Linked DNA regions of Homo sapiens: region 2 is linked to region 1. A link is an interaction called in ENCODE POLR2A ChIA-PET data of the cell type or tissue named here. Cell type or tissue: Panc1. All regions are shown on one strand. Links, peaks and the distances in the headings refer to the core of each region. The heading gives the core; the rest is flanking DNA.

Evidence for each region. ChIA-PET counts read pairs that join two places held together with the same protein. Peaks named below come from ENCODE experiments on the same cell type or tissue, not always from the same donor. Only the 100,000 strongest peaks of a DNase experiment are listed, where the experiment ranks them.
Region 2: POLR2A ChIA-PET joins it to region 1 with 8 read pairs; 1 of 35 experiments calls an interaction of 5 or more read pairs at or near these places.

Annotation. Positions count from the first base shown.
Region 1 is chr1:21,314,638-21,321,881 of GRCh38, reverse strand. It overlaps a transcript of ECE1 not described here. Among named protein-coding and RNA genes, the nearest start is that of ECE1-AS1, 25 kb to the right of the region's middle. RefSeq lists a silencer at 1,577-1,816 and enhancers at 1,569-2,386, 3,205-4,022, 4,023-4,840, 5,934-6,723. In Panc1, for the core only: no CTCF peak of the experiment used is centred there; no DNase peak of the experiment used is centred there; H3K27ac peaks cover 2,624 bases.
Region 2 is chr1:19,712,126-19,718,386 of GRCh38, reverse strand. All of the region lies in intron 13 of TMCO4 (transmembrane and coiled-coil domains 4), which reads left to right. Among named protein-coding and RNA genes, the nearest start is that of HTR6, 50 kb to the right of the region's middle. In Panc1, for the core only: a CTCF peak has its summit at 2,616 (motif pointing left); a DNase peak (open chromatin) is centred at 2,596.

The DNA.
Region 1 (7,244 bases), core at 2,245-7,244:
CACTTTGGGAGGCCAAGGTGGGTGGATCACTTGAGGTCAGGAGTTCGAGATCAGCCTGGCCAACATGGTAAAACCCTGTCTCTACTAAAAATACAAAAATTAGCCGGGTGTGGTGGCACGTGCCTCTAATTCCAGCTACTTCGGAGACTGAGGCAGGAGAATCGCTTGAACCCGGGAGGCAGAGGTTGCAGTGAGCCGAGATTGCGCCATTACACTCCAGCCTGGGCAACAGAGCGAGACTCCATCTCAATCAATCAATCAATCAATCAATCCTGTGTGACAGGACTGCAGAAAGAATGGAGAAAGATAATAAGTGCATGACAAGCCTGGTGCCTGGCCCAACACACCGTAGGTGCTCATTCCATATTGATTACTTGTGAAGGCACCCATGGGCCACTGCACTGGAAATTGTCTTTCCTGTGGTCAGGCCTAGGTCCCCAACAGACCCTCTTCCAGGACATGGCTGCTGGGGGCCCCAGGGCTGCTCCTCCCAGTGGAGAATTCCTCTTATGTTATTCACACAGAGATTTCCCCAGGAAGTCTGAGCCCCTCTTTGTGTATCTTCCCAGCTGTTATCTGGGCCTCCTGAAGGCCTGCCTGGCTTTCTGGTTTATGTTAGGGTTGTTTATATGGGGTCTTATCTCTCCCAGGAGCAGGGGCCAGCCTGGGGAGCAGCAAGATTGTGGGCTTTGAGTCAGAGCAACCTGGGTTTGAGTCCCCAGCTCCGCCACGCACTAGCTCTGGGACCCTTGGCAAGTGACACCACCTCTTGGAACCTCGGTTTCCTCCTCTGTAAAGTGGGGATGGTAGTACCTCCAGCACAGGGTGATCATGAAGATTATGTGGGAAAATATCTGCGCGGTGCCTGGCATGGGTTAAATGATGAGTTACAGACAGCTCCTTTCCCCTTTTCCAAACCAGGAGGTTCTGCAGCAGCAGGATCCTAGAGGCTCAGACCCAGGGCAAGGGAAGACCATCACAGCTCCTCAAGGCACCACCTCGGCAGTAGGCAGGGGAGGCTGCACAGCCGAGCTCCACGCTGCTGGCAGCTCCCAGGACTCCATGGCCTAGAGGAGGCTGGGGACCTCAGGAACCCTCCGCAGAATGAAGGAAGGGTGGGGAAGAAAGACACAGAGATGAGGCTGCGGCCCCTATAGGAGCTTGGGTGAGTGTGGAAGATAAGAGCACAGGCTCTGGAACAGACACGTGCGTCCTTCAGGGAGCTGTGTGACCCCCTGTGAGTGACTCAACCTCTCTGAGCCTCAGTTCCCTGTCTATGCAAATGAAGGATGATGGCATACCATATCTCCTGGGGTTGCTGCGAGGCGTTGATAATACATGGAAAGTGCTTAGCACAGTCTGGCCAAGAATTTTCTACTTATTTTTAGGTTGTATTCTCAGGACCCACTGACTTCTGGCCAAACTCTTCAATTACTCATAAAACAGTATTAAATTTTTTTTAAAAAGCTTATTTCTCCAGCACCTTCCATGAGCCCTGCAGGCAACGTGCTTAGCGCCTACCTCTCATTATCCCATTTGATCGTAGCAGTCCTCTGTGGGGTTGGCCCTGTCACCATCCCCATTTTATAAATGAGAAGTCCGGTGACCTGTTTGAGCCCATACAGCTGTTGACGGCTGGAGCCTGGAGATAGTCGTGGGCGGGGTTAGTGTCTCACCAGGTATCAGCTGGACGCAGCAAACCTCAAACAGAATCCATGGGGAGAATCTGTGAATGAGCTTGTCCAACCTGCGGCCCGTGGGCCGCATGTGACCTGGGATGGCTTTGAATGCGGCTCACCACAGATTCATAAACTTTCTTAAAACATTCTGAGATTTATGCATGCACCTTTGTTTTTTAGCTGATCGGCTATCGTTGGTGTATTTTATGTGTGACCCAAGACAATATTTCTTACATTGTGGCCCAGGGAAGTCAAAAGATGGGACGCTGCTGCCGAGTGTAAACAGAAGATCTGGAGTGGGGTGGGGACACCTGTGGACTCAAGACAGCCTGGGTGGCGAGTGGTGTGTGGGGGCTGGCACTAGAAGCCATGGGACCGCGTGTGTTTGTTCAGCCTGTCTCAGCTGAACTAATGTAAACACCCAGACTGCTTGTTGGCCCTCTGGGGGACCAAGACAAACTAGGGAACAGTGAGCCGTGCCTCCCGGTGCCTGGTAGGGAGTGGCGAGAATGAGGAGCCAGGTCTCAGGAGAGGCTGAGGAGAGTTGGACAGGGATGGAGCCTGGCTTTCCTGCCCAGTTCACAGAGGGGAGGGCACAGCTGCTGGCTTGGAGGGCTCCCAGGAAGGCCAGGAGCAGAAAGTCTGAGAAGCAGATTGGGGGCAGCAGAGGGAGTCTGGCCCTTGGTGCCGGGGGTGCCCTGGTGGACAGAGGTGGGGGCAGCATGGAGCCGGCATTTATGGAGGCCCTAGTATGTACCAGGCCATTTAGACACGAGGTCTTATCATGTCTCTAGAAAAGCCCTGCGTAGTCCACTTTATGATTATGATTATGATTATGATTATGATTATTATTATTTTGAGACGGAGTCTCGCTCTGTCTCCCAGGCTGGAAAGCAGTGATGCGATCTCGGCTCACTGCAACCTCCACTTCCCGGGTTCAAGCGATTGTCCCACCTCAGCCTCCCAAGTAGCTGGGATTATAGACGCACACCACCACGCCTGGCTACTTTTTTGTATTTTAGTGGAGACGGGGTTTCACCATGTTGCCCAAGCTGGTCTCGAACTCCTAAGCTCAGGCAATCCACCCACCTTGGCTTCCCAAAGTGCTTGGATTACGAGCTTGAGCCACCGTGCCTGGCCTCACTTTATTATTTTGACTTAGCTGATGAGAAAACGGAGCCCGGGAGATTGTACAGACCCAGCTCCACTGAAAACCCACAGAATTTGGCTTCCTGGGAGGGTGAGTTTACGGAAGCATTTTCGGATAGTATTCCTTCGCATCTGCCTCTGCTGACGTCACATTTCCCATGCTGACTTTCTTCTGACCCTCGCTCAGCGTCTCCCCCGACAGAAGTGCGGCCTCTGGGGAGCTGTAGCTCTTGCTGCAAATCCCCTCCCCCGTCCGCTTTTTGGCACACTGCCTGGGGGCCTGGCCAGGCTGAAGTGACTGTCAGGTCGGGTTAGCTCCTTGGAAGGCTGGTGTGACCAACTCAGGGGTGTCGCCTGCCTCTCACCCAGGGAGGAGGATTTTGCCACCTCTGCTTGGATAGGCTTGTGAAGTGGGCCTCAGGAAGGCTCACTGGTTCTAAATCTTCAAAAAATGGGATTTTAGAAGTTGCTAAGGCCTGAAATATCACCCCACCCATTTTACAGATAGAGAAACTGAAGCCCAGAGCGGAGAAATGTCTGCCCCAAAGACAGTGAGAGGCTGAGGCACAAGGGAGGGGAGGTCTCCAGGGAGGACACCCCTAGGCCAGGCTGACCTTTGTTAAGGGAGTGGGACAGGGTCAGGAAAGGGCAGGGATGAAGGAAATAAGTTCCCCAACTGCGTCATGACCTGAAACCCAATTTCACAGCTGCTCCCACTCTGCTGCCCTCCCCAAGCTGTGCCCTGGAAATGTCCTTGGGCCCTCAGGAACGCTGATCAGTTCCTGCACATGCGCCAGCAGGGTACTTGTTTCATTGGGTTTGGGTCTCTGCGAGTCCACACGAGGGCCTCCTGCTCCCCACTTGCCACGCCAGGTCTTGCCCACTGCTCTCCCCCACCGTTTCCCTCACTCTTGTTCATCTCCGAGTCCAACAGCTATCACTTGAGTTGTGCAGAGCTGGGAAGAATCGTTTAACCGTCACAGCAGCCAGCGAGGGGACCTCGTCCATGCCGTCTGATACCTTCAAGGTGCACCTTGGAGGGGCAGGCCCTGCTTTGCATGTGTTTTGTCCCCACTTCGAGAAAGAGATCGCGGTGGCTCTGATTTAAGTTCAAGAACATTGGGGTCACACCCCGAGCCTGGATTTGAACCAGGAGACAGACACTGGCACCCCACACCTTCGGCCACACCTGCTAAAGCCAGGGACCTACAGAAGTCACATGACCTGTCTGAGCCTGCACAGCTCTTGACTGCCCTGACCCACTCGTGCGTCTCCAGAGGATCTGTTTGGATGCAAGGTGGTTAGGACCCCACCTTGAGTTGGGGAGCAGGGGCTCAGGAGAGGCCGAAGAGAACTGGGCAGGAATGGAACCGGGCTTTCCTGCCTAGCTCACAGAGGGGAGGGTGTGGCTGCCAGCCTGGAGGGGTCCCAAGAAGGCCAGGAACACAAAGTCTGAGAAGCGGGTGGGGAGCAGTAGAGGGGCTCCAGCCAGCCTGGGCCCATGACTCCATCCCGGTCAGGGGACCAAGATTGCTCAATCCCCAGAGCTGCAGATGCGTCACCAGCTCAGCGTCGCCGCGGGCTGGACTGGCCTTGTGACAAGCAAACCCTTTTCCCCATCTGAGGCCTGCGAGCTGGCCTTCCCCTCTGTCTGTTCATTTTGGGAGACCCTCCCAACAGCAGCAGGAACAATGGCAGCCACCGGATGCCAGGCCCTTTGCAGACACGACCTTGTTTAATTCTCAGAAGAGTCCCGGGAGCTAACAGTGGGCGATAGGATTCCCACTTCACAGAGAAGACTAGGATCGCATGGCAGCAAAGCACAGGGCTGGCTCGAAGCCCAAGTCTGTCTGACCTATTCTGGTGGGTAGCAAAATATCTCAGACATATTAAAAGCATCAGGCTCAGTAAAACCAAACACTGGTATGTAAGTGTTCAGCTTAAGGAATAAAACATCCCAAATGCAGTTGAATCCCCCATACCCCCACACCCCCAGTCCGTTTCTTACCACTCTCTCTCCCAGGGGAAGAGACTGGGAGAGACTCTTCAGTGACTGTCTTGATACTGTTACTCCTGACCTCAGGTGATCCGCCCACCTCGGCCTCCCAAAGTGCTGGGATTACAGGTGTGAGCCACCAAGCGCAGCCTGATTCTGCCTCCCTAAATGATACATAGGTATGATGTTGCTCACTGTTTTTGAACTTTCAATAATTGATTGGAGGCTCCATGTTGACTTCTGCAGCTTTTCTGTCTTCCTGTTGTTTGAGTTGCAGCCACTTGGTTTTCATTACCGTGTAGTATTCCATCCCATGATGTGGCTCTCCTGTGGTTTATCCAGGCTCCTATAGATGGGCATTTAGGCTGTTTCTCATTCACAACCACAGCACATGCTGTGTGGGACTTCCATATTCATGTCTCTTGGCGACCACAGGAGAGTTTCTAAGAAGTATGTGTGTTATGTATGTTAAGAACTGGAATCAGGCCGAGGATGGTGGCTCACACCTGTAATCCCAGCACTTTAGGAGGCCGAGACGGGTGGATCACCTGAGGTCAGGAGTTCGAGATCAGCCTGGCCAACATGGTGAAACCCCATCTCTACTAAAAAAAAAATACAAAAATTAGCTCAGTGTGGTGGCGCACGCCTGTAACCCCAGCTACTCAGGAGTCTGAGGCAGGAGCATTGCTTGAACCCAGGAGGCAGAGGTTGTAGTGAGCCGAGATCGTGCCACTGCACTCCAGCCTGGGCAACAGAGCAAGACTCTTTCTCAAAAAACAAACAAACAAACAAAAAACTAGAATCAGATAAACCCACGGCATCATGGGATTCCTCACTGAGAGAACAGGCCAACAATATTGGGGTTGCTGTTCTGAGGGTGAAAAACCCCTTAAGGACAGTAATGTTCTTCTGATTTGCTGCTGTAAACAGCACCAAGAACAGTGTCTGGCGCATTGTGTGCGTGTAGTAAATCTGTTCCCTAGACAAGAGGACATGTGCCAGCTACTGTGGCAGGTACTCAACTTACACAGCCGCACTCAGTCACTGTGAGGAGGGGTTCTCCCAAATCACAGGTAAGCTGACTGTGGCACCAGAGAGGTTAAGTCCCATTCTTAAGGTCCTACAGCCGGTACCCAGGTTGACTGACTCCAGAACCAGCACTCTTTCCTGACGCTGCCTGTGTAGACAGAGGGAGTGGATTCATAGAGCCCTAGAATCCTAGAATATGGGGAAAATAGGGCCAGCTTTTTTTTTTTTTTTTTTTTTTTGAGACAGAGTCTTGCTCTGTCACCCAGGCTGGAGTGCAGTGGCACACAGCTCACTGCAACCTCTGCCTCCTGGGTTCAAGTGATTCTCACACCTCAGCCTCGCAAGTAGCTGGGATTACAGGCATGCGCTACCACACCTGTCTAATTTTTGTATTTTTAGTAGAGATGGAGTTTCACCATGTTGGCCAGGCTGGTCTCAAACTCCTGACCTCAAGTGATCTGCCTGCCTTGGCCTCCCAAAGTGCTGGGACTACAAACCTGAGCCCCCATGCCCGGCCAGGAGCAGCTTTTAATGCCTAGTTGCCTATATACAAGCCCCTAGGACTTTCCAGGTTGTCCTAGACGCCGTGAGGGTGAGGTGGCACCAGCTGGTAGATCACCTTTGGCCTGGGATACCCCAGACATTGGGGCTGAGTGACAGCTCATCTCTGAGGTTGATCCATTGGGGAACTGCAAAGGTTGGGACCCCAGTAGGCATCGGATTCAGCTGCAGTTGGATGGAGGTGGCAGCCTGAACCAACCAAAGAATTATTTGCTTGGGACATGAGCAGACCTGGGCTCAAATTACAGATCTGCCACTTATTAGCTGTGTGATTTTAGGCAAGCCTCTTAACCTTTCTGAGCCTTATCACCCCCATCTGTTAAATAGGTATTGACTCTGGCTTGCAGAGAGATAGATTTGAAATTAATGAGTGTGACAGTCTTAACACAGTGCCTGGATAGTAGTTATTAATTACAGTACAAGGGAGGGTTTTCTACTGGGGATACATACAAATCACTACAGATACATACAGATGGGGCAGCATGGGACACAGAGGAAGACTTCATAGAGGAGATGACATTTCATCTGGGTTTTGGAGGGTGAATAGGAGTTCTCCAAGCCAAGAAGCAGACCATAGGTCAAACAGTTTCTATGCGTCCTGGACTAGATTTGGTATTGAGAGGGATAAGCACAGTGTTGTTTACAAAAACAACAACAAACAAACTCAAGTTGCTTGCAGTAGATAAAGATACATGATCCCATGGAAATGGCACAGGCCAGGTACTGACTGAATAGACAAAGAATCAGTGGCGTTGGGGTCTTAGGAACACGTGAAAGCTGTGAGCCAGGACAGTCAGGAAGTTCCCTGGAGGGGAGGTTGGATTTAGATG
Region 2 (6,261 bases), core at 1-5,000, 1.6 Mb after region 1:
CATGGCTTCATTTTCCATTTTTATTTTTATTATTTATTTATTTATTTATTTTGAGATGGAGTCTCACTCTGTTGCCCAGGCTGGAGTGCAGTGGTGTGATCTTGGCTCACTGCAACCTCCGCCTCCTGAGTTCAAGCGATTCTCCTGCCTCAGCCTCTCAAGTAGCTGGGATTACAGGTGCCCACCACCATGCCCAGTTAATTTTTTTGTATTTTTAGTAGAGACGGGGTTTCACCATGTTGGCCAGGCTGGTCTTGAACTCCTGACCTCAGGTGATCCACCTGCCTTAGCATCCCTAAGTGCTACAATTATAGGCATGAGTCACTGCGCCTGGCCCATTTTCCACTTTTGAAAATGGGAAACCTGAAGCCCAGGGAGGTTAGGTGACTTCTCCAAGGGCACCCAGCCAGTAATTAGCAAGCCTGGGATTCTAATTCATGTATGTCTAAACCATTTCCTGTTAACCCTTCTTTTATGCTGCCTTTTCCGACAAGCTTGCTGCCCTCAAAGAGCCTACAACCTAGTTAAGAAAATAAGATGCCAGGCTTAAAGCAGGTGAATAACAGAACCAAATGCTGCATCTCAAGGGCCTAGACTTTAAGGGCTGCAGCAGTTCAAAGGAGGAGCCTTTCCTTCCAGAAGGCAGGGAGGGCGCCAGGGAGGAGAGGGCAGGCTTTGAAGGACAGGTAAGCCTCGAGAGGCTTCGAGGCAGGCAGAAGGCCGGAGGGCGCAGGACTGGCAATACCCAAAGTCCAGAGGCAGGAAGGTGCATGTGCTGGGAAGGGCCAGTGACTGCAGCCAAGGTTTCTGCCAGGAAGTTGTGAGAAACAAGGCTGGAGAGATGAACAGGGTCCAAAATGCAGGGCTTGGCCCGTCCAGCAGAAAGCAGAGACCTGGACTCAGGCCCTGACTTGAACCTTCAGTAGTAGCATTTTCACTTGATGTAGTTAATTGATCTATCAGCCAGCAAATGTCTCCTGTGACCTACGCCATGACATCCCAGGACCTGTGCAGGGCGCAGAGGGAACAGCAATCAGGCAGACCCCATTTCCACCAGGTGTGATCTCAGAGGGGAAGGGACCTCCTCCTGAACACCCCATCCTTCAGCCAGTCCTCCCTGCAGCTGGGGAAGCCACACACCCTCTAGTCCTGGATTCCTCTTTTTAAAAATTTAATTTCATTAATTAATTTTATTTATTTGAGATGGAGTTTCGCTCATGTTGCCCAGGCTGGAGTGCAATGGCACAATCTCGGGTCACTGCAACCTCTGCCTCCCAAGTTCAAGCCATTCTCCTGCCTCAGCTTCCCAAGTAGTTGGGATTACAGGCGCCTACTACCATCCCAGCTGATTTTTGTATTTTTAGTAGAGATGGGGTTTCACCATGTTGGCCAGGCTGGTCTCGAACTCCTGGCCTCAGGTGATCCACCCACCTCGGCCTCCAGTGTGCTGGGATTATAGGCTTGAGCCACCGCGCCCGGCCCTGGATTCCTCTTTTCTCACCCGCTCAGCTTCCTTGAGGCTGGCGGCTCCAGCATGGATGCCCAGGGACAGGGCCTCCATGGATACCTGTTGAACTGCACCAAGAGAAGGATGAAGTACCATTTTCAGGTCGGGCCCTTTGCAAGTGGTGTCTCCTCCATCTGCACGGCCAGCCTGGAGGGAGGACACCAGAACAGTCCCTGTTTTTCGAGAGAGCAGGTGCAGGGAGCCCAGGAGATTTATTCATGGTCACACAGCTTGTAAGTGATGGAGCCAAGGGAGGGCCGCTTACCTGTCTGACACCCACACCAGGGTTCTTTCTACTGACCCTTTATCTGTCCCTTTAATTAAAAAAAACAAAACAAAACAAAAAAATTGGCCAAGAGTGGTGGCTCACGCCTGTAATCCCAGCACTTTGGGAGGCCGAGGAAGGCAAATCACGAGGTCGGGAGTTCAAGGCCAGCCTGGCTGACATAGTGAAACCCCATCTCTACTAAAAATGCAAAAACAAAAAAAAAAAAAAAAGAAAGAAAAAAGAAAAAAAAAATAGCCGGGCGTAGTGGCAGGCACCTGTAATCCCTGTAATCCCAGCTACTGAGGAGGCTGAGGCAGGAGAATCGCTTGAACCCAGGAGGCAGAGGTTGCAGTGAGCAGAGATTGTGCCACTGCGCTCCAGCCTGGACAACAGTGTGAGACTCCATCTCAAAAAAATAAATAAATTAATAATAATAATAATAATAAAATAAAAATAAAATAGAGAAGAGGTCTCACTATTTTGCCCAGGCTGGTCTCAAACTCCTGGGCTCAAACAATCCTCCCGCCTCGGCCTCCCATAATGCTGTGATTCCAGGTATGATCCAGTGCACCCGGCCTGTCCCTTTAATTCTATAGTTGAGGGTTTACCCAAATGGCCTTGCCCTCCAGGCAGGGCTAAGCCCAGAGTCCCATACTCATGGCTCCATCTCAGGGACTCCAGGGAGGGGCAGGCTTTCTAGGATGTGATCAGACCCCACTCCCAGGGCGCTCCCTCCGTCTCTAATGGGAATGGCATTGTAGGAAGCTCTTGGGGTAGGGTTCTGCCAGGGAGATGCCCGGGGCTTACATGGTCACCACAGCACCACCTGGTGGCAGCTCTCTGGTGTGCACACTTTCATAGAGGAAAAGGCCACTTCACAGCCATTTCTGCAGCCATCCCTCCTCCAATCCCAGCCCAGGGGGCGTGTCCAGAGGGTGCTTGCTGGGGAGAGTTACCGACTGCCTTTCCTTGAGGGCTCGTGCAGAACTTGGCAGCTGCTCCTATATCCTGAGAAATTTTCATGTCGTCAGTTATATCCGTCTTGTTTTCATTTGACTTGATAAGCATTTATTAGGCACCAAATATACAAAGAGTGGAAGGAACTAATATTTATCAGATACTCGCTGTGACAGGTGATTCTAGACATCATCTCACAGAACCTTCCCAATGAAAACCAGTCTCTAAAAACAATTGTTTTTAATTAGCCATGACTGGTAACCTGTGCCTGTAATCCCAGCAACTTGGGAGGCTGAGGTGGAAGGATCACTTGAGCCCAGGAGTTCAAGGCTGCAGTGAGCTATGATTGTGCCACTGTACTACAGCCTGGGTTATATACAGTGAGACCCTGTCTCTAACATGAATAAATAAATAATTTGTTTTGAGACAGTCTCATTCTGTCACCCAGGATGGAGTACAGTGACACGAACACCACCCTCCGCAGCCTCGACCCCCTCCGGGCTGAAGTGATCCCACCTCAGCACCCCCAAGTAGCTGGAACTGTAGGTGTGCCTGGCTAATTTTCAAATTCTTTTTGTAGAGGTGGGGACTTCCTACATTGCCCAGGCTGGTCTCATGCTCCTGGCTCAAGTGATCCTGCCACCTCGGCCTCCAAAAGTGCTGGGGTTACATGCATGAGCCACTGCACCTGGCCATACTTTTTATTTTTTATTTATTTATTTATTTATTTTGAGATGAAGTTTCACTCTTGTCACCCAGGCTGGAGTGCAGTGGCGCGATCTGGGCTTACTGCAACCTCCACCTCCTGGGTTCAAGCGATTCTCCTCCCTCAGCTTCCTGAGTAACTGGAATTACAGGTGCCCACCACCACGCCCAGCTAATTTTTGTATTTTTAATAGAGACGGGGTTTCACCATGTTGGTCAGGCTGGTCCCGAACTCCTGGCCTCAGGTGACCCGCTCGCCTCAGCCACCCAAAGTGGTGGGATTACAGGCGTGAGCCACTGCACCCAGCCTAAATGATTTTTTAAAAGAGAAAACTGCTCTGGAGAAAATAGGTTCTCAATCTAGGCTACACAGATTCCCATGTATGAGTAGCTGTAAAGATGAGTTTTCAATCCAGTCTTATAAAACCACCATGAAGAAAGGTTGCAGAAACAACACAATCAGAATTAGACCGTTAGTGCCCAGCAGAATGGTCTGAAGAAGCCCTCCCCACCCGCTAAGTATGTTACAGTTTTTAAAGACATAAATTTAAACTTTGAAAATAAGTGGAAGGAACAAGACATTGAAAAAAAGAATACGGAGATCTGAAAATAAATCAAATGTAACTTGTAGAAATAAAAAAATAGAGTCATTACAATGAATACTGGATAAATTAAAGTGGTTTAGACAAAACTAAAGAGAAAAATAATGAACTGGCTGGGTGTGGTGGCTCACACCTGTAATCCCAGCACTTTGGGAGGCCAAGGTGGGTGGATCAGTTGAGGCCAGGAGTTTGAGACCACGCTGGCCAACATGGTGAAAACCCGTTTCTACTAAAAATATAAAAATTAGTTAGATGTGGTGGTGTATGCCTGTAATCCCAACTACTTGGGAGGCTGAGGCACAAGAGTCACTTGAACCTGGGAGGTAGAAGTTGCAGTGAGCTGAGATCACACCACTGCACTCCAGTCTGGGTGACAGAGAGAGACTCTGTCTCAAAAATAATAATAATAATAATGAACTGGAAGATTGATTTGAAGAAATTAACCACAATGCATCATGGAGAGATAAAGAGATGGAAAATAGGAATTAAATTAAAGTTTGACATTTGCTTATAGAAATCCCCAAGAAAAAGAGAATAGGGGAGAGAGATAATTTATTGGCTGAGAATTTTCCAGAATGAATCTCTGCGCTTCAAGGAGCATGTTTTTTTTGTTTTTGTTGTTGTTGTTGTTGTTGTTGATATATTTTTAGAGACAGGGTCTTACTCTGTCATCCAGGCTGGAGTGCAGTGGTACAACCATAGCTCACTACAGCCTTGAACTCCTGGGCTCAAGCCATCCTCCTGCCTCAACCTCCTGAGTAGCTGGGACCACAGGTGCACACCACCATGCCCACCTGGATCTTGCCTAAAGGATTCTACCTGGGCTCACTCCTCCAGTTCTTTATGTGGATCCTGCCTTAGCCCAGGACTCCCAAAACCACATCCCCAAAAGCCAGCCACTTGCCAACAGCCTGCCATCATTCCCAGTGTTTCCCCCACCCCTTCCCCTTCTTCCTGGGTGAGAATTTGGAGAAAGATTCATCCTGAACTAGTGTCTTAATGGATTTAACCTGTTGCCCACTACACATGAGCCATCAGTATGTTGCAGTGTTTCAGACATATTGTGTACATCTGTGGTAGACTGATGGCAAAAAACGGCCATAATTCCCACCCCTGCCTGTATCCACATACTTTACAATGTGACCTTGAAACCCCTCCCATCAAGAAGTGTAGTCTGTTTCCCCACCCCTTGAATCTGGGCTGGCCTTGTGACTTGCATTGGCCCATAGAAGGCACAGGAAATCGCATCATGCCATTTTCAAACCTAGGCCTCAGGAGGCCTTGCACGTGAATTCCACTCTCTCCTAGAACCTCACCATAAGAATGGGTCCAAGTTAGTTCCTGGGGGGATGAGAGACCCCACCGAGCAAAGCTGGCTCATCCCACCCAGCCTCAGCCTAGCTGCCAGCTGGCTGCAGACACATGAGTGCACCCAGTGGGATCAGCCATGCCTGGATGATTTTAGCAGAATTGCCCGGCCAATTTGTAGGCTCATGGGAAATAATCACTGATTATTTTAAGCCACTGAGTTCTGGGATGGTTTGTCACACGCCAATAGCTAACTGATAGAAGACATATGGCCTTCTATGTCCCTGTGTCACATTTTGATAATTCTTGCAATATTTCAAACCTTTTCACTAGTACATGTGCTCACCTTAAGCCTCTGTGACACATTTGGTAATTCTCACAATATTTCAAGCCTTTTCTTTTTTCTTTTTTTTTTTTTTTGAGACGGAGTCTCGCTCTGTTGCCCAGGCTGGAGTGCAGTGGCATGGTCTCAGCTCACTGCAACCTCTGCATCTCAGGTTCAAGCGATTCTCCTGCCTCAGCCTCCCGAGTAGCTGGGATTACAGGCACCTGCCACCACGCCTGGCTAATTTTTTGTATTTTTAGTAGAGACAGGGTTTCACCATGTTGGCCAGGCTGGTCTCGAACTCCTGACCTCATGATCCACCTGCCTCAGCCTCCCAAAGTGCTGGGATTACAGGTGAGAGCCACTGCACCCAGCCAAGCCTTTTCATTATTATTGTATCTGTTATGGTGATCAGTGATGTTTGATGTTACTATTGTAATTGTTTTGGGGCACCACAAACATTGTCCATATAAGACGGTGAACTTAGTAAATGTTGTGTGTGTTCCGATGCTCCACCAGCTGGCTGTTCCCCACCTCTCTCCCTCTCCTCCAGCCTTCCTATTCCCTGAGACACAACAGTATTGAAATT